Linked DNA regions of Mus musculus: region 2 is linked to region 1. A link is a loop called in an ENCODE intact Hi-C map of the cell type or tissue named here. Cell type or tissue: heart. All regions are shown on one strand. Links, peaks and the distances in the headings refer to the core of each region. The heading gives the core; the rest is flanking DNA. Region 1 overlaps Gnaq (guanine nucleotide binding protein, alpha q polypeptide). Region 2 overlaps Gnaq (guanine nucleotide binding protein, alpha q polypeptide).

The links. A loop is a pair of places that touch in the nucleus more often than their neighbours do. Peaks named below come from ENCODE experiments on the same cell type or tissue, not always from the same donor. Only the 100,000 strongest peaks of a DNase experiment are listed, where the experiment ranks them.
Region 2: it touches region 1 in a loop (2.0-fold over the local background); 5 of 42 quality-filtered maps call a loop at or near these places.

Annotation. Positions count from the first base shown.
Region 1 is chr19:16,320,374-16,330,113 of GRCm38, forward strand. The region is part of intron 3 of Gnaq (guanine nucleotide binding protein, alpha q polypeptide); the gene reads left to right. Among named protein-coding and RNA genes, the nearest start is that of Mir496b, 10 kb to the left of the region's middle. In heart, for the core only: a CTCF peak has its summit at 4,079 (motif pointing left); a DNase peak (open chromatin) is centred at 5,758.
Region 2 is chr19:16,267,604-16,277,343 of GRCm38, forward strand. All of the region lies in intron 2 of Gnaq (guanine nucleotide binding protein, alpha q polypeptide), which reads left to right. It also overlaps the pseudogene Gm10819. Among named protein-coding and RNA genes, the nearest start is that of Mir496b, 43 kb to the right of the region's middle. In heart, for the core only: no CTCF peak of the experiment used is centred there; no DNase peak of the experiment used is centred there; H3K27ac peaks cover 230 bases.

The DNA.
Region 1 (9,740 bases), core at 1,044-9,043:
AACCAGGCTACCTTTAGAAGGAATAACCAGCTGCTGTGCTGACAAAGTGCTGTCTGTCGGGTAGACAGGCATGTGGCTTCTGCTAACTAGAGGAAACCTAAGGGGTTATTTGGTGGATGTCCTTCCTTCTACTTCTGTGGAAGTCTTTTTTTTTTTTTTTTTTTGTTTTTTTGCTTGTTTAAGGAGAACATAGGTGACTCCTGGTAGCTGTTTAAGGTAAGTCTAGAGATCCTGTAAATCCCTGGCTTATTTTCACCCCTTTCTGGGAAACCCATTGCAGGATTATTGCTACACCAGTGTCTAGGTACCTGGGTGACCTGCTCATCTTGCCTAGGGGAGGGATGGTGGTGAGAATTCATGCCATCTTCTTCCTCATCTATGTTCTGGACACTCTACCTTTTTTTTTTTTTTATAGCCAGGTAGCCTTTCCAACAGAAATAGGCTGTTACATATCACATCCTGGTATTGTTCTAGCAACCACAAGGATAGCACAAGGATACAGGTTCCATAAGCCCTGCTCTGGTGGTCTTCATAGAATGTAAGGAGCCCTCCTTCCTCTGATGTGTTTGAGATCATTGTCCCCTTGTTTTCTTCTTTGGTGTATGTTCCTGCTGCACCTTGTCTCCTTTTCTCTCAGTGGATCTTTGCTTTTACCTTTATATTGGCTGTTCTCCTGTTAGAAAATATGTAAATCTCAGATTTCTAACTATGTGAGAATCAGGATCTGCTGTAAACATTTGCTAAGAGGTTGGGATGTAATCACTTTCTCCCTAGAATTCTTCTGGAGATGAGACTCCATGCAGGCCACATGCCAGCAGTCCTGGAAGTAGAGACCAAGCATGATCTTCTCTTTTCTACCTGATGAGCTCATGTTCACCCTTGAAGACCCAACTAGGAGTCACCCTTTCTGAATATCTGACCTGGTACCAAAGATAGCTACCATGTCACCCGTCCTAGCTCCTTGTACATATGTCTGTGTGTTCTCAGAACACTCACCTCTATTTTCAGTACCTGACAATGACTGCTAACATTGGGCCATCACATCACTAATTTCTGTTTTCAACCACTTTCATACATACTCTTCTGGCAGCTACTGATGGACTTGGAAGCTGAAGGGCTGGGACATGTAAGCCAATTTTCCCTGTTGTTTTTAAAGGTCTGAGATCTCAAAGGTTCTAATCAAAACAACAGTAGCTACTGTTTACTAAACACTTGGTCTGTTACACTCTGTGCTTAGTCATTTCACGTATTATTCTGTCTCATTCTGAAAGCTGCAAACAGTGGAATTATAAGTATTTTTTATCCTTTCCTTATAAAAGAAAAACTGAGGACCCAGGAAGACCGGGAAACCTGCTCAGGGTCACATTGTAATAAATGGTAGGAATCTGAGTTGAGATCAGATTTTCTTGTTCTAGAGCCCATAGCCACTATGAAATAACAGGTTCACAGCGGGTGGGTGGAAGGCGGAGGGAAGACAATGTACAGATAGGCATTTGACAGTTGTTAGACACATGCATCGTTCATATGCTACTAGATAATATCACTGATTGAGCGCTTTATAAATCATTCCATGGGATATAAATTATTGATGTTTACTGGTGATGTCTAAAGTAGTTTCATAATATAAGGTTAAGAAGGAAGAAATGCATCAAGCTTACTAGAAAATGATCCTGGAGAATTATGATCGTTCTCATTAAAACATGGCAGAGGCAGGCAGATTTCTGAGTTCAAGGCCAGCCTGGTCTACAAAATGAGTTCCAGGACAGCCAGGGCTATACAGAGATAATACACTTACGGCACAAGGGCAAGTAGCAGTGGGAGAAATGAAGAGATGAGGAATTTCAGAAAGTGGGTAAACACTTTAGATAGGTTTGAAAATGTTCTTAATTTGGTGCATTCTTCAGTTTTACAGAATAAGCTGATCAAAAGCAGTATAAGATCATGAAGAATTTTGTAGATTATTTTATTGACATTTTCATTATTGATTAAAAAACCTGAAGGCTCTGCGAATCTTTAGAAAAAGAATGCAATAAGTAGATGGCTATAAGTTTTCTTTTTTTTTTTTTTGCCGGGGGGGGGGGGGGGTGTTCACTACCTGGTTTAATATTCTGAGGCATCAGGTCAAATGAGCCCACTTTCCACAGTACCAAAAGTTCCCTGACAATAGCCACAGGACACACATCTCAAACACATTGAAGTATAGGGGAAAATCCTCACACTGCAACCTTAGGCTAAAGACTGCTGCATCTGGGTTTGCCTTCATCTCCTTTTACAGAGTCCCCTCTAGGGAGGTCAGACAACTTTGAAAGTTTCCATGTAGTCCATAGTCATAGTACATGAGCAAACTTGCTCTTTGGCACACATCAGCTGGATTTTGTTTGATTGTGACCCTGAACCAATATATCATCTTTTATTGGATTGATTTTAAAATGCAAAAGGAATTTCAGAAATAGGACAGTCCATCAGTTGTCTTAAAGCCAAAATATTGAATAGAAGTCCCTTTCTAAGAAGTCACTGAGTCACTGGACAATGATGGCACATGCCTTTAATACCAGCACTTGGGAGGCAGAGGCAGGCTGATTTCTGAGTTCAAGGCCAGCCTGGTCTACAGAGTGAGTTCCAGGACCGACAGGGCTACACAGAGAGACCCTGTCTCGAAAAAAAAAAAAAAAGAGAGAAGAGAAGAAGTCACTGAGTCATTTTTTTGAACTTTGGACCCCTGGGGTATGATGTGACTCCTCTGGCCACCCTGATTTACCTCCTTTTGAGGAAGGAAACAGCATGGTACGATGAGCCTCTTGTGCAAACATCAAGTAGTAGGCGCAGTTCCCCCTGTTGCTCATCAGAGCATCCTGACAGTGTTCATTCTGGAGCCGGAAGTAGTAACTTCAGCCTCACTCTCCTCCAGCATGGTGAGTGATATTTAATGCTTAAGTTCATTTCTCATATTTGAGTATCTTTGATTCCATTATAATGTAGACGGTCTGCTGTCACATAACTGCCCCTTAATAGTTGCAGTTCCTGTCTCCTCCACAGACTCTACACGGAAAGATGATGTTCTGAGCTAAAATCTTCAGTGTTGTCACTGCATAGTGTGAATGAACAGCCTGCAGGAAAATTCAGCCTTCCGTGTATTTTTATAAAATTTGATTAGAGCATAACTGCACGCATTCATATGTACATGTCTGTAGCTGCACACATTTATATGTACATGTCCGTAGCTGCTTTGGCACCTAATTGGCAAAGTCGGGTCATTAAAACAGTGACCATATGGATCCCAAAGCCTGAAATGCTCACACATCCATACATAGGGTGAAATTCTTCCTATAGAACAATGAATGTTGGTAGACAGCTTGCACGCTACTTTCATGACTTAGATGGAATTCTGTGAAGACTGGTGTTCTGAATTAACACAGAAGTAAGTTTTAGAGTGTTGAGAAAATAGTTGGCTTTTGTTCCTTCAGCTTTGTCCAGAAACATTTCGTGCCACCCTGAGGCCTGATGAGGAGTGAGTCCCAGAGCTCTGGATTGAATGCCCCGCCCCTGCCCCCAGCAGTGCCTGTACACAGCACGGAGTGTCTAGTACTAAAGATGAGGTAAATGGCCAGAAATGTTCAGTAGTTTCTTTGGCCTTTGAGAATGAGAGCTGTTTTCTGCCCCATCTTGATGTCTAGTGCTTGACTGATGGTGGCTAAGAAGACTGTAATTGGGTTAGCGTTCTGTAGGAAAGATTTGATTTTGTAAGATAAAACATGCTCCCAACTTGTGACAGCCCTGCCCCCAGCATAGATGAACAACCCAGGAGCCTTGCTTTCTTCAAGGGATCCTCAGAGTCTTTGAGCCTCCTTCCTTTTTGGCTCACTGCCTATTTAGCAGCCTTCGTACCTGACTGGCGGACTCTGATAATCTTGGTCATTATTACTGTATCTTCTCAATTTAAGACAGTAAACTGAAAGGCTAGTGGAATTGTTTGATGGTTAACAGCACTTAGAGCTTTTGCAGAGGACTCAGGTTAAGTTTCCCATATGGTGACTCATAAGATTATATAGTAACTCAGGTTCCTGGGGATCCACTGCCCTCTTCTGGATTCCGAATATGTGCAGGCAAAACAATTCTATACATAAATAAATCAATAAATGAATAAATCAATAGGTTCAATGTTGTCTTGTTATATGTTAAGTCAAATTAGGATGGCCCATCCATCAGTCTCTGGACATGGTCATCATGCTTGAATGTCAGGGCCTGGTGCTACAGAGTAAACCTCTAAGTTAAAATAATATGGCCTTAGGAAACTGGCTTGTGTTTAGAGTTAGCTCTCAGCTGTGGTCAGTGGGACTTCTCATAGGCCCATTGTTCATATCACCAGTGGGTATGTGCAGTACAACTGTACTCATTGCTACAGTACCACTCCTTTAGGAAGGGATTTAGGTCTTTTATCATTTGGTTCATTCCCACTTTCAAAGAAGTTATTCTCTGGTTTACCATGGACTTTGATTAAAAGGTATTAGTTGAAAAACTAAGAAAATTCTGTGCCATTTCTGATTTCTTTACTCTTATTTCTTCTCTTTTCTGCCTCTAGCATCCCCCACCCTTTTGTGCACATAATTCCCTACTGCAGTTCATGATCACCTATCCTTTCTTATTACATTCTTAGTTAGCAAGTTACACTTGGGTACTTAATTGTTTCTCAATTGATTCATCTGTACTATCTTTGCTTCCCAGGTAGTCTGACATCCCTAAGGCAAAGAAGTATATTTTAATGTATTTTCATACCAGTTCCTTGTGCCAGCCACCAACTCCCATCAAAGACACGCGGAATTAGAATTTAACATAATACATTCTCATTAAACAGGTATATGTTATCTGAATTAAGCATAGTCACTGCACAGCAAGGCAGATAAGAAGCAACATTCTATTGTTTCTTGGTGTTTCAGAATTGGGTCAGAATTAATCAACACCCTTGAAAGCTGTCTTACAAGAAAATAAATTAGAAAAACTCAGTAGGGGAACTAAGGGCCTCTTTTGCCTTCCTCTGTCTCTCTCTTTGGATTTTGTTGTTTCCTTTTGTTTCCTACTTAAGAGACAGTCCATTTGTGTTGCACCAGTACAGTACCTCAGGCTCCCTGCCACAAACAATCCTGCTTAGCTCCCCTCTCCCCACCCCAGTAGTAAGGGCTATAGGTGTGCATTGTTGTGCCTGGCTGTGTGTGTATCTAATACAGGCTTTGTCTGTTTCTTTGTGCAATATAGTTGTGAATCTGTTGCTCTTGGCCTTGTCCTGGACTCAACACTGGGGTCTGCCTGGCACACAGAGTTGCTCGGTCCCACTGGTCTCTTTGATAATCATTTTGAACAGTATGTATATAGAATTAATATGTTGAGTCTCTTTCCTAAATGCTAAGTTCTTTTCAGGATACTCAGGATATTTGCTAAGGGGAAAAAATACTTTGTGAATTGTTGTAGTTCTTTTGTCAAAGAGAGTCGGGACCCATTCTCCCTTCCCTTTCTCTTTACTGTGGAGATTACTCTCCCCTGAGATAACGTTCTGAAGAATCGGGATCCATAACACTACTTTGTGGCCTTTGCCTTGCACTTGGGATTTCCTATGAAAAGCAAACAACGTTATGTCCAAAACTACCCGTAATAAATGCTACCGGTCACTGAGCACTAGCCATGAGGAACGCTTACTTCCCTTTTACCCACTGAGTTCACTTGAGACGGGAGTGCTTGTGTAATGAGTAACTGCATTCAGCTAACAAGCTGAACCAGATTCCTGGCCAATCAGATCAGAGGGAGGAGGGCCGCTCCATCCAGGCCTTCAGACCTGGGTTGCTTTGAACCTTGTCTCAGGGTAGTAGATTTCAGAACTGTCACTAAACCATTTTTTAAAGGTCTCTCTAACAATGTTCCAGTGGTTTGGTTTTTTGTTTTGTTTTTTTAACTCTTTTTCTCTGGAATTTTGTGCTCATCCAGCTCTGGACAGAGCTGTGTCTGGGCTTCTTCCTTGCCTTCGCTGCTTTCTGACAGTCAGATAGGATCTCATGGCATGATCTAGCTTTCTACTCCCAAGGGACTGGGCCTCTCACAATGAGGTCTTGTTAATTTTTTTTAATGAAGGCGACCTAGTTTTTGTAACCTTCTTTTTAATAATTAAAAATATGAAGCCTACCCAGCATCATTTTTCTGTGCCACGATTTTATCTTCATATCGAACTTGAACTGCAAATCTGTAACATGGCAGCCTTGCCATGGAGACACTTAATAGGGGTTAAAATCCCCCAGTGCCAAATATCTGCCCAGTGAGCATGCTGTTAATGCCACAAGGCACTGTTTTATCTTGTGTTTAGCTGGGTTTGCATCACATGCCAGAAACTTCTTTTCTTACTTACTACCCACAGGTCCTTTTTTCTTAATGGTGTACTTGCTAAGGTCTGTCTATATGCCTCTAACTTTTTCTTTAAAACTTTTTTTTAAAAAAAGCTAGTTCACTTATATGTTGCCAAATCTTATTCTGGGTTGCTTTCATTTAAAACTGGGAGGGACAATTGAGTTGTTCAAAGTTACTCTTATGCTCACAGTAGCTCAAATTTGCTATGGACAGACAATCATTAAAATTAATGATCACTTAGAATCATATCCCAAGCAAAAAAAAAGTCAAATTTAATTTGATTTGGTCATATTATTTTACCGAAGTCTCAGCTTTACTCTTTACTTTTAATAATTCAAAGCATGGGTATAGCTCCTTTTTTCTAAACTTAAAACTTTATTGTTTACAGCAAGAGATGATCCTGAAGTTAATTGTAACAAGAAAGCAAGCTAGTGGGCGTGGCTGCCTTCATCCACTCATGTATTCAAACATGCTACAGGGAGATGTTTGGGGATTATTACTTGGAATTTTATGATGACTTAACCCAAATAAAATCTTGGGCAAACTCCTTGCATAGCCCATGAATTTATCCAAGAGCTTTCATATCTTTCGCTTCTACCATAAAGCTGTAAGTCTAGTGTGCCATTAAACTCCAGGTGACTCTGTTGCTGTGGGAGAGGAACTGTGAGATTACTTTAGCTCTTTCTTTGCCCTCCCTTCCTTTTACTGAAAACCAACAGAACCCTATATAACTTTGCTCCATTCAGGAGATTCTCTCAGACATGTCTGTTGATCGGGTCAGCCTCCTCGGTTGTCACTGGACTGGATAGAAAGCCAGGGGAGAAGCTGTACCCTGGTGAGTGTGGTTGTACCAGTTACGTCATCCCGTGGACAGGGCTGAAGTCAGGAAGCATATCTCTAAATGAAGTTAAACCAGTGCTGCCCTTCCTCTGTTGTATTGAAATTTGTCAGTCGTTTTAATTCAGAATTTAGTTTTTACATAATGCAGGCGAGCTATGTCCCAGAAGTGTAATCACATAAGGATGGGTAGCTAACAGCCCCTTGGCTCCTGGGCTGGTTCCTAAGGAGTTCTCTACTTGCCTAGCCATTGCGCATTTCTCATAAAATAGTTTTCATTTGAGCAACACACTGAGCGTATGTTCCGTGGCTCCCTGCCGAGTGCTGGTAAAACAGCCACAGAAAAAGCTAGTCATGGACCCTGACCACTGAATCTGAGAGCATGTGGAAGAAGGCTAAATATGTTTAATTAACAAGTTCCAAATTATTTGGTGTCTTAATATAGCAAAAAGTCATCAAAGGCCTATAAGATAGGAGTAAAGAGGACTTAAACAGGCAAACCTACGTTTTCTAAAGCACTCTTAGATGTGGCTTATCTCCCAGATAATTAAGTCCCATGTATACCATGACTTCTTCCTGTCTCTGACATCAAGGAAAGATCTTCCGCCAGCTACCTTTTACACATGCATTGCCTTGGCAATGTGCCTGTGCCATCACCATAGCAACACTCTCAGAATGACCTCAGCAGCCACTCAGAGTCAGTCTTACAAAACAAATTATTTCTATAATTAACTCTCTGAATTTACTCTGTAATATAAATTTGCTTAAGCCCTGGTGCTTCTTTTTAAAAGGTTAAATGAATGGAATAATACAACAGGAACCCACCCACCCCCCATTTTCCATCAGTTTTGCTGAGAATATGAAGTATTTCAGTGGAAAATAAAGAGATTAGATATTACTTTATTCCATCCAAAATGTGGCAGGCACAAATGAGGAGGATATACGTAGTACACTAGAAACCCCACTTCTGGGGCTACAAAGTAAATCCCTTCCCCCAAGCCATTATAAAGTACAAAACTGCCCCGAGCTCTCCTGAGTCCTGCTTGCTAAGCCATGGTGGGACATGAGACGCTGGAGCTGGGGCACGCAGGCACAAGCTGCCCACGGTGGCCTTTCCTGAGCAGTGAGAGATACAGTTCTCAGTTGTCTTTTCTTTTCTGCTTCACAAATTGTGTCTTCAGTATTTCACCTTCTGAGCCATTCCATAGAAAAATAATTATATAGAAAGACTGTGCCTCTTTTGTTTGGTTGGTGAGTTTGTTTGGTTTTGTGTTGCTTTTATTTGGAGGGGGTGTTGGGGATGGTTGGTGTTGGATGTAGGTGTTCTATGCTGCAACTAATAGAAACAGATACTATTCAGCCATTTCCTTTTGCTAAACTACAGTAATTTGACTTTCTACCTCAAATGAAGTGAGCCTTTCCCTTCCCCAGCCCACGGAGACAAAGCCAGACTATCCAGCAAGATCATCCTTACTTTTAACTTAGTCAGAAATATATGGAACATTTTTTTAAATCTACTTATTTTATGTGTATGAGTTTTTTGTCTGTATGTATGTCTGTGCACCATGTACAAGCCTAGTACTGACAACATGACAGAGGAGGGCATCAAGATGCCCTGGAAGTGGAATTAGAGATAGTTATGAGCTGCTATACAGTGACTTAAACCCAGCCCTCTGCTTAATCAATGAGTCATGTCTGTAGTCTGCATGGAACATTTTAAATGACTATTTCCCTGTCATGATGGTGACAATATTGAAATAGAACAAAACTTGGCAAGCAACAAATGTTCAGTGTAAGTAGTTGTTATTCTACATGAGCTGTACAAAGGATGAAGAGGAAAGAGAGTGGTACCCTATGCACAGAGATATGCCACTGTCAGTTTTATAGGGTGGCTGCTGAGCCTTTGCAAGTCACTTTCCAGCTGCAGGTATGTATCCTGACTCCATGTAGCATACACAGTTTTGGGGAGGTTATTGCACTTTTTCCTGATGGAAGAGATGCTGTCAGCACAGTTGAATAGATAAATTCCCACTTTGTGTACTGATTTTTAATATCATCCCTGGAAAACATACATTTGTGCTTGAAAATGGTGCTAGCATTGGGTACTCTTGGTTCATCTTTAAAAAACAAAACCACAATTTCCCTTCATTCCTAGACTGCCACAGAACCGTGTACACAAGAATTAACAGCCCTCTTTTGTGACCTCTCTGTGTGTGACCTCTCTTTGTACATGTGTGCGTGCATACGTGTGTGTGTGTGTGTGTGTGTGTACTCGCGCTTTTGAGTGCGTGGTCATAACTAGAATGGAAGTATATTTCTTAGTTTCATTTTTATCTTGCCACTGTAAATGCAAACTTCTTTGATTTTTCTGAAATTTCTGAGTTCTTGTATATAAAATGATGGTCACATACATTTTAGAATATAAGCTTAAATTTTTCAAATCAAGGATCTGATAAATTAGAAAGTTGTATTTGTCCAGAGTAGCTTCTTGCTTTTGTATCTGATGTGGGCCACAT
Region 2 (9,740 bases), core at 496-8,495, 53 kb before region 1:
GCTGATGTCGGCGGCCATGGCGATGGAGAGTTCAAGAGTTGCTTTTAAAAGCATTTTGTGGGTGTACACATGTGACCACCCATATTAAACACCAAGAATGTTTGGCCTGAACATGGTAGTTTGTTTTGGAAATGTGTAACTATAGACCTGTTGTGTGATCAGGTTAATTCAGTTATGTGACTTGCTATTGTTTATATTGTGTGTACACAGATATGTGCTATGTTCATACATTGTATGTGATATCGATAAGATCCAATTTTATCCTAATAATAATGTGCTGATGATTCTCTCTGCTGCACGTGACAAAGAGAAATGTCCATGTCCTGGGACTTCATAACTGGTTTCCATCCTTGAGTGAAATTGGCTCTACTGATTTTACATAGAAGTGCTTTGTAGTATAAGGCTGGTGAGTGACTTAGGCCTGCAGTCCTTAAGTACTTAGCCCTTGTAGATTAAGAGGGCTCAGTGATGATGGAACTTTGACCAGTTTTTGTTCCTGTGAGTTCTTCCATAGGTTAGCGAAAGAAAAAAATATTTGTGATGTAGGCAATTTTGAATTTGGTACTGGCTTCTGGGGAGATTTTCAATTACTTGAGGAAATAGAAATGAATAGTTAAATGTGAGGTGAGGGACAGTATTCTGATGTGATTGACCCAGACTAATGACACAGCTAGTGCTCTCTGAGCCTAGACTAGGTTCCTGGAATGACAGAGTCTACCAAAGAGGTGGCAGGGCTTGAACTAGATCTGGATGAGTCTGGATAGGGGCTTGAAAGGGTTAATGTATGTATAGTTGCAAGAAGAGGCCAAGTAATTCTGAGCACACTGCTTCACTAAGAACTGCGCCTTCTTTCCCTCCTTTTATTCCTCCTCCCACCCTGAGAATGGCTGCATCATTCCCCTTCCTGAACTGTCCCTACTGAGGCAGTCTCCAAGCTTTACAACTTACTTGCTTTAAAACGCACAAGGTAAATGCATTGAATGGTTTTTATTTTGATACATAATCACAATGTATTTTAAAGGGGGCATTAATTAACTTTAGAAAGTAAATTCAGGGTGGCTACTATTCTTTCAAAAGGAGATGGTACATGCCTTTTAAAGTTTATATTTTAGACAAAATGTTGCCCATATTTAATATCAATTTCTTTCTAAGCTTATACCCATTTCACATCAAGATAATGTTTTCATTTGTATTGTAAGATCTACTCAATCTCTATGTTTGTATTCTTTAAATGTATTCCTGTATACATGTATGAAATTACTGCTGGTTGCATTGTTTTGTTTATTAATTACTATTGGGAAATACAACTTATAGTTTTGTTTATTTACTTAGCCATAATTATTAGTACAAAATGCTGAAATATAATAATCAGCCGTTTCTACTTTGGTTGAAATACCTGACTTTGCTTGTATTTTAACTTACATCACTGACTGATTTTATTACCTTAAGGATAAATAATTAGTATGAGGCAGAATTCATCAAGTATGGTTCCTACCTGATTGCCTGGAATAGAAAACTCAAATGTAATTGTGTCTGTATGGAACCTCATGTAATCTTCTGAGATTGCAGCTTTTACAGGTTGGATCAGTTCTTTATACCCTTGTATTCGTCATCTTCCAATTTGACTGTACCAAACATGTATAGCTCTGTGTGTGTATTGGTGTGTCTATGTGTTTATATGTTCTTATTTGCTTAACAACTTATGTAGCATTTAAATATTATTTTGTGTTACAGTTCATAAAAAGATAAATCATCTCATAAGATGATGAATACAGGTTTTATGCAAAAACCAACATTTAAAGAGTTAGACATTTATGAAGTTTGGTAATTAAAGAGGGAGAGGTCCTAGAGTCAATGCCTCCTAATATGGAGGGAAGATTGCACATAAGTCTCAAGTCAGTAGGTTCTCCAGGTTAGAACTGTACATATTAATAACTGTTGTATCTTTAGTCTGAAATGCTATCTGGCAGAGTAGGCTTCATTAAATCGCCCTTGCCCAGCCCTGTGTTAACTTTTTGAAGCACTCTCTGGTTTCTTATTACTTTAGATTCAAAGACATGAAGTGACTCTCCTTGGATCTGCCAGGAGCCCGTTCAGTTGGCTCTTAACAATCTGTATGCTATGTGGTTGGGGATGCTTCTTTTCCCATGTCCAGCTTTGGCTCCTTGGTTCTTAGAACATCTTACTCGATGGGCTGTCCTGGAATGAATGGCAAGGCTGACCTCTAATGTGAATAGAAAGTCTCTGAAAATTCTGACCTGTCATACTGACCTGGCTGTGTGAGGGTCCTCTCCGATCTTAGTCCCTATTGTAACTTTTGAGTAGCAGCCCCACTGACTTTTGAGGTAGGGAAGGAGTGGAATCGCAGTCAGAAGAATTGCATTACCAGGTTGCTGACAAATGGGAAGGTGTTTGCATAAATTTAGCTCCATTTGTAGCTTTGAGTAAAAAGGAGTTTTCTCTTACTGGGGGAAAAAAGCTGAGTAGTGAGGTGGTGGTGGTAGGGTGTGGGGTTGGGGATATGTGTGTGGTTCTGAGTTCCAGCTAGAGAACTCCGCACTCAAAATGCCTTCCAGTAGTGGATTATACGTGCAAAAGGCCTGTTTATAAAGGTATTCACCCAGGGGAACCAGCAAGATGCTTTGGCCAGGTGGTAGCAACAGATTCTGTTGTTTCCCTCTTCTTCCGAGGGGACCAGCAGTAGAGCTGGAAAAGATGTAATCTCTTGCTGCTATGAATGGAGTAACCACAAACACAGGACCTCTGGTAGTCACAAGTCTGAACTGAGTCAGACTGGCCCGTCTACAGGTTCAACAGGACTGCATTCCTCTTCAGGCTGTGCAGGAAAATCAGGTTTATACCCTAAGTTTTGATTCCTTCCTCCATGTTCACAGGTGGCAGTAGGGGGTCAAGGGTCAGGCCCTCACACCGTACCACTCCAGTCTCGTCTGCCTCGCTTTTCCGCTAACAACCTCCATGGTTACTTTAGGGCCACCCAGCTGACCTAGGATCATCTCCCAGTTTTAAAACCTAATTTTCCTTGCCATATAAACAACACTTTCACAGGCACTGTGAACTTGGATATCTTTGATGAGCCATTTTTTTGCCTACCATAGTAAGAAGTGACTATTCATGTGCCTTAAGCAAAGGCACAGCTAGAGCCATAGGAACATGTCAGCCTGAAGTGATGTCATGTGAAAGGAGTCGGAGAAATACAGTCATCTTTCCGTATTCAAAGGTTGTATATTCTAAGAATTCCAGTGGATTCTAGAAACAGGCACTATTGCGTTCTGCGTAGACTGTGTTTTCCTATGTGCCTGGCGAATGTCATGCCAGAGTTAATGTGGGCAGGTAGTGTTTATATGGCATGGACACAAAAGATGTTGAGATAGTGCTCATTCCAGGCAAGATGGGTCTGTGTTCCATTATGATGCTGAGAACAGAGCATGGGTAAAATCTTGGCATTGTGTAGTTCTGTAATAGTTTAACATTTGGCCTGTGGTTATTAACTGTAAATGAAACCACAGAACATGAAGCTGCATGAAAGGGCACTGTGCCAAGTGTCTTTCTCAGTCTCCTGGCTAAACACAGTGGTCAGTGTTGATGCCTCTTCCATACATACAGAGATCAGAGTGAGCAGAGGGAGAGGGACCAGCAGGGCCATGCTGAGGTTGTCACACACAGGAAGAGACTGTAGCCAGTCTGTGTTGTTTGGAGATGGGGTCCGCTTGCCTTAGTCTTCAGAGTGCTGGGATTATAGATGCATTACCATACCTACCTCCATTCTGAATCTTGGCTCCCTGAAGACCACAGAACTCAGTAAGTTTCTGAGTGTCAGTGTGGGTGGGGCATGTATAACTTAGTCCAAAGGTGGAACAAGAGAATCCATATTCTTATTTTACATTTCAACCTGCATCCATCCCCCTATTGTATTTTAATAAAGCATTTCTCAAATCTTTGTTAGTTCATACTGCTCATTGGGAAAGTGTTTGTGTTTGTTCACATAGACACCAGTGTTTCCTGAAATGTTCAGCTGTCTCCACATCTCTCCAGCCTACCGGAGAGAGTTGCTTGATGAGTTCCCCAAAGGTTTCTCCAGGCAGAAACATTACAGGACAGGTTCCTTGATGGGCATCTTAGTGGAGTTGCCTTAGCTTCTTGCCTCCTCCTGTTCTGGCTATAACTCAGCTGCAGTCAGCCCTGTACTATGCTTCTGAGAACACTGACTTAGTGCTAGGGGAGCTTTGGCAGAAAGACTTGATCTTCTGTTGAGTAGGCAAGACTAAAAAGCTCCCTTCCTTTGAAAAATTGTGTATATACTTTTCTGTAAGTTATAGATGGTTTTATATTTGTTTAGTTTTTCTTTGCTCAGAAGGTTGAATGTTTCTAATAATACATTTCTTTAGTAAACCCAGAACACAAAGTTAAATTTTGTTTGCTCACAAATGGTGTGCTGAGGCCAGTACAAGCTTTCTTCTTTAAAAGCCTCAATTATCTACAACGTGTGTCCCTAGGATTATTCTTCCTGACTGCTTTTTCTATGGCTGGTGCTTGCTGAAAGGCATGTTTAAAACGACGGCTTCCATTGAATAAGGACTGTTGCACAGATTATCCACATACAAATGGACACTGAATGAGCTGATTTTTGTGGAGCTGAGGGTCTTCTACATTTGCATCCGTGCTTAACAGTTCTTACAGTCTGCATCCTCATATTTAAAGGTCACCACTGTTTCTTTATTTGAAGCAAAGATTCACATAAATGGGGGTAAATTTTTTAAATCATATTTTTAGTTTTGTACTAATGGCTTAGTAAGCTTGATAGGCATCTGTTGTGGCCAAACAGATCAATGTGTCAAAGTATGGTTCTGGTTTAATGAAGTTTAATCAATATATCTGTATATTACTCTCCTTTCTATGAGAAAACCAAAATGAAGACTTATGGAGAAGTACTTTTAAATACACTGTAGGTATGCATATTCACTAGCTTTTAATTTGTAAGCTTTATTGTTTATCAGCAGTGTGTATGAGCACGCTGTAATGGCAAGGAAGGGACACTTGTGCTCCAATGGACTTTTGAATGCTCTCAGGCAGGTATTAGTATCTCACTGGTGATGTCCGTATGGGGCACTATTATTTTGAGCAGAAATTCTGCTCAAAATTTTTTGAGATAGGACTCTACTACTATGGTAGTTTTGTAGGAAAAATGAAAAAAAAAAAGTCTCAGATGTGGTGACATATAGCTGGTTGCTGGCACCAAATTACAGAAAAGGAAAGACAGTGGCAGAAAAAGAGAACCCAGGAAAAGGCCAAGGGGAGAGTTAGTTGCAATGAGATGCCTACAGCATCATACAGAAGAGGCTCAAAGGCTTTGAGAAAGGAGTAGATTGGAGGACCAGGAGATGGTTACCTGTATTCAGTATCAGCTGCACCTCGGAGAGCAGCCAAGGTGTTAAAGAAGAGACGGTCCTGAGAGATGATTACAGCCAAGAGGAGGGAGAAGCACAGCTAGAGGGGCTGGGGGAGGATAGGCAGGACTCCTGAAGAAGGAAGTGACTCATATATCAGGTATGGCAGGAGGTGAAGACTCAGAAAAGTGCCCTGGAGGGCCTGTGGCCACCCAAGAGCTGTTTCAGCAGACTACTCAGAGAAGGTTGGTTGAGAGAGTCTGATAAGGTTAAGTAAAGTTGCTAGCCTCCAAACCTGGGAAGGAGAGGGTAGTGATACTCACCCAAATGCCCTTGGGAACTTTCAACTCCTTCTACTCTGTATATAGATAAAGTAATGCTCCTCAGCAGGCCGTGCCGTGTATTGCATGTGTCTCTGGGTTATATGGTCCTGAGGTTGTCTCTCGGTTGAGAATCCCAGTATTGAAAGGTAAAACCACCCATACCTCTGCTTGGTCAGAAGGTTAAGCAGCCCTCCCTCCTCCCAATGCTTGAGCCAGAGATGAAAACTGTCTTCCTAGCTATGCTGAGCCTCCATACACATACCTCCCAGCTGTGTGGTCAGTCCCCTTACCTCCCAGCTGTGTGGTCAGTCCCCTTACTTCCCAGCTGTGTGGTCAGTCCCCTTACCTCCCAGCTGTGTGGTCAGTCCCCTTACTTCCCAGGCCCTGCCTGCAGGGGCTCATAGGAATTGAGAGCTCAGCCACTAAGCTCCCAGAAGGGTGAATTGAAAGCAGGTTTGTAATGAAAATGCAATAACTTTCCTACTTGGTACTTTCTCCTATAATCATGGGCTTTTAGTAAATCAGGGTCTGGGACAAAGAGAGCTGACAGCTCTGTTTTTAAAAGCTTTGGGGTAATTTGTAAGGAATTAAAAAGAAACCTGGCTTTATGAGAAAAATGTAACCTCATTTCAAAACTTGGGTTATAAACCTTTATCGTCATTTCAGCATGCTTGACCTGTAAATTGTTTTTTCATTAAACTAAACAGAAGGCAAGAAAGTGACTTTTTAAGAGTATAAAGGACTTTCTTCTCCTTATTAACATTCAGGGCAGTGATTTAGACAGCAGCCCTATACATTCTGCCTTAGGTTTCTTCCTCCCTTCCTGATCTTTTTGACTGATCTACATTCTAGCTCGTATGTGTGATCTGGATCCATGTAGGTTGCAGAGATCTAGGTGGGAATGGCAATATTTTAGGTTTTAACTGTATACTACAAAGCCAGGAGCTGAGAGGCCAAACTGCAGATGCCTGTTGAAAGTGACTGAATTTCTTAACGGAACACCCCAGGCAGTGGGCATAACCAAGCAGGTCAGCTCTGGCTCTTTTCCCCTTCCCCTCCTTCCCCTCCTTCCCTTCCTTCCCCTTTTCTTTAAATTTGTTTATTGAATGTATGTGAGTACATTGTAGCTGTCTTTGGACTCACCAAAAGAGGGCACAGGATCCCATTACAGATGGTTGTGAGCCACCATGTGGTTGCTGGGAATTGAACTCAGGACCTCTGGAAGAGCAGCAGTCAGTGCTCTTAACCGCTGAGCCATCTGTCCAGCCCCTGGCTTTTCATCAGGAGGAGGCAAGGGTTCGGTGTGGGGATTTGGAAGCAGTAAGGGGTCAGTCAGTACTAACACCTCCAATTCTGCAGACTATTTCCACCCTTCACAAAGAAAGCTACCTTTGAACTTCAAAGACATATTTAAAAGAATTGCTGAAATGAGGTCGTATTTAAATAGTTGTGGGTGTATCCTGTTATTGATCTTGCAAGGCTAAACAACAAAACGGGAATCAAGGCTTCATGCATGTTCAGTGTGACTAGTTCATAGTTAGAAACTACCTAGGTTATATATCATAAAGGCAACTTGAAAGTAGTTTCATTATAATGTATCCTTAAAGGAACAACAATATGAACTAACTAGTACTCCCAGAGCTCCCAGGGACGAAATCACCAACCCAAAAAAAAAAAACATGATGGGACCCATGGCTCTAGCTGCATATGTAGCAGAGGATAGCCTTGTTGGTCTTCATTGAGAGGAGAGGCCCTTGGTCCTGTCAAGGTTCTATGCCCCAGCATAGAGGAATGCCAGGGCCAAGAAGCAGGAGTGGGTGGGTTGGTGAGCAGGGGGAGAGGGAGGTTTTTGAAGGGGAAACCAGGAAAAGGGATAACATTTGAAATGTAAATAAAATATCTAATAAAAAATGTATCCTTAAATTTGGAAGCTATTCATCTTCTATCTTTTGTCGTGTCCAACGAGATTTGTGTTTCTGAAGTCTGGGTAAAATTAAAAGGATATCTAGAATGAGGTCTGACATCTTTAAGTGGTCTTTATTAGAAAGTATTCTTAGTTGTTACATACTGCCAGATGTGAGTCATTATCTATGAAATACTGATAGTATTCACTTACCTCAAGAAACAAATCCAAGTTTTTTCAGCATGTTAAGATGTTAATAAGCTAATAGTTATATATAACCTATATTCTTCCTATACAAACGTATGACCATATGTGTATTTAGGAAACATACTGTTTTTTTTTTCTGACACAGGGTTTCTCTGTGTAGTTCTGGCTGTCCTAGAACTCACTCTGTAGACCAGGCTGGCCTTGAACTCAGAAATCCACCTGCCTCTGCCTCGGAAACATACTTTTACGTTTCATTATTCGCTGTATATGTAACACGCCAATATCTGGATATAAGATACCTATCTCCCTTGTTCCAGAACTGTGTTTGGCTTTCACAGGGACAAGTTTGAGAATGAGAAACTAGATGCTTCTTTAAGTAGTCCAGTGTTGGAGGATCGCTATGGGGCAAAAGAACACTTAGATCTAGATCATAGCCTTCCCCATATCAGGCCGAGTGGAAGTGCTTGTGCTGACCTAGAATGCAAAAATAAACAGATACTTAGATTATGTATTTATTCAACACAACAGGTATTTGGTAAATTAAGTTCAAGACCAAGCCTTGTGCTGGGAACTTGGTTGTGGTGTGTATTATTTTCCCTCATTCTGTCATTGTATGTGTTGACCATAGTGAGCACAAAATACAGGCACTGAGTTGAAATGTTTCTTTATATCGAATGTAAATGTAAAATACCATAGATGTTTCTGATTGGCTCAGTTGTATCTTGGCTCTCATGCGATGCCAGTGAAGACATTTATGGCAAGCAGCGGAGGGCTAAGCTTTAGTTCCCTTTGCTGCACTTCTATGGGATCATTAAGAAATGAAAGCTTAGACTCTGTGCCCTTATTTTGAGACTTTCTAACACTCATCTCCATACTAGTTTAGAATCTAGCTTTCTTCAGCCCCACCTCATTCTGGGCGTCCCTGCGCTGTTTAAGGAGTTCACATTACCAGTAATATCACTGCCTTTATTCATGTGACGAATCGTGTTCATGTCCACCCATGATAGATATATATGCTCAGTGTTTTCCTGAAAGCAGCATCATTCTGAGGGCTCAAAGAGATCAAAAAAGTGAACTAGCAATCTAATTAAATAGGTTTACTCATAGGGTAAGCCTGGAAAATTATTCTTAGAGTGGGTTGCGATATAAAAATATATCCTCTATCCTACCAGGAAGCCATGGATATGTCTCTTCATTTTTATTGATGGTTAATTTCTTGTTCAGTATAAAACTAAGTGGTTTTTTTTTTATTTAATTTAATTAATTTATTTATTTTTTTATTACAAACCATTCACTGACCTCCAGGATATGTTTATTTTGATTGGTTGTGTCTTCTGTAGTTGCTTCCATTTGATTGGTTGTGTCTTCTGTAGTTGCTTTCTTTTGGTTGGTTGTATCTTCTGTAGTTGCTTTCATTTTATTCTATTCTAGCTTTTCTGCATTACACCAATTTTCCTCTTTTGGTTCTTTCTAATATTCCAATACAGGTCTAGGTAAACTTCTTATTGGAATGACAACAGACCATTCTTTTAATAGCAAAACTGTGTGATTTCTTTACATATTTTCCCATGCCACTGAAATCATTTCTGAGACAAGGGAAATAGCCACTAACCAGAAAAGCCATATGCAAATCATTATCAAACATTTTCTTCCTATTCTTTTTAAAGCGTTATTTCCCAAAAAGACTGGGAGGAGAAATGTTCTATGAAAATGTGCAGAGTTTCTATTCAACCAGATACTTCTGTGTGCCACAAAGGAAATCCTAGATTTGAAATTATATTCTCTTACTCTCACATATCACACTAAAGCTGTGACTTAAACTTTCTGCACCTACTACTCCCTGTAGATCACTGGTTCTTAGCCTTCCTAATGTTGTGACTCTTAGATAGTATTCCTCATGTT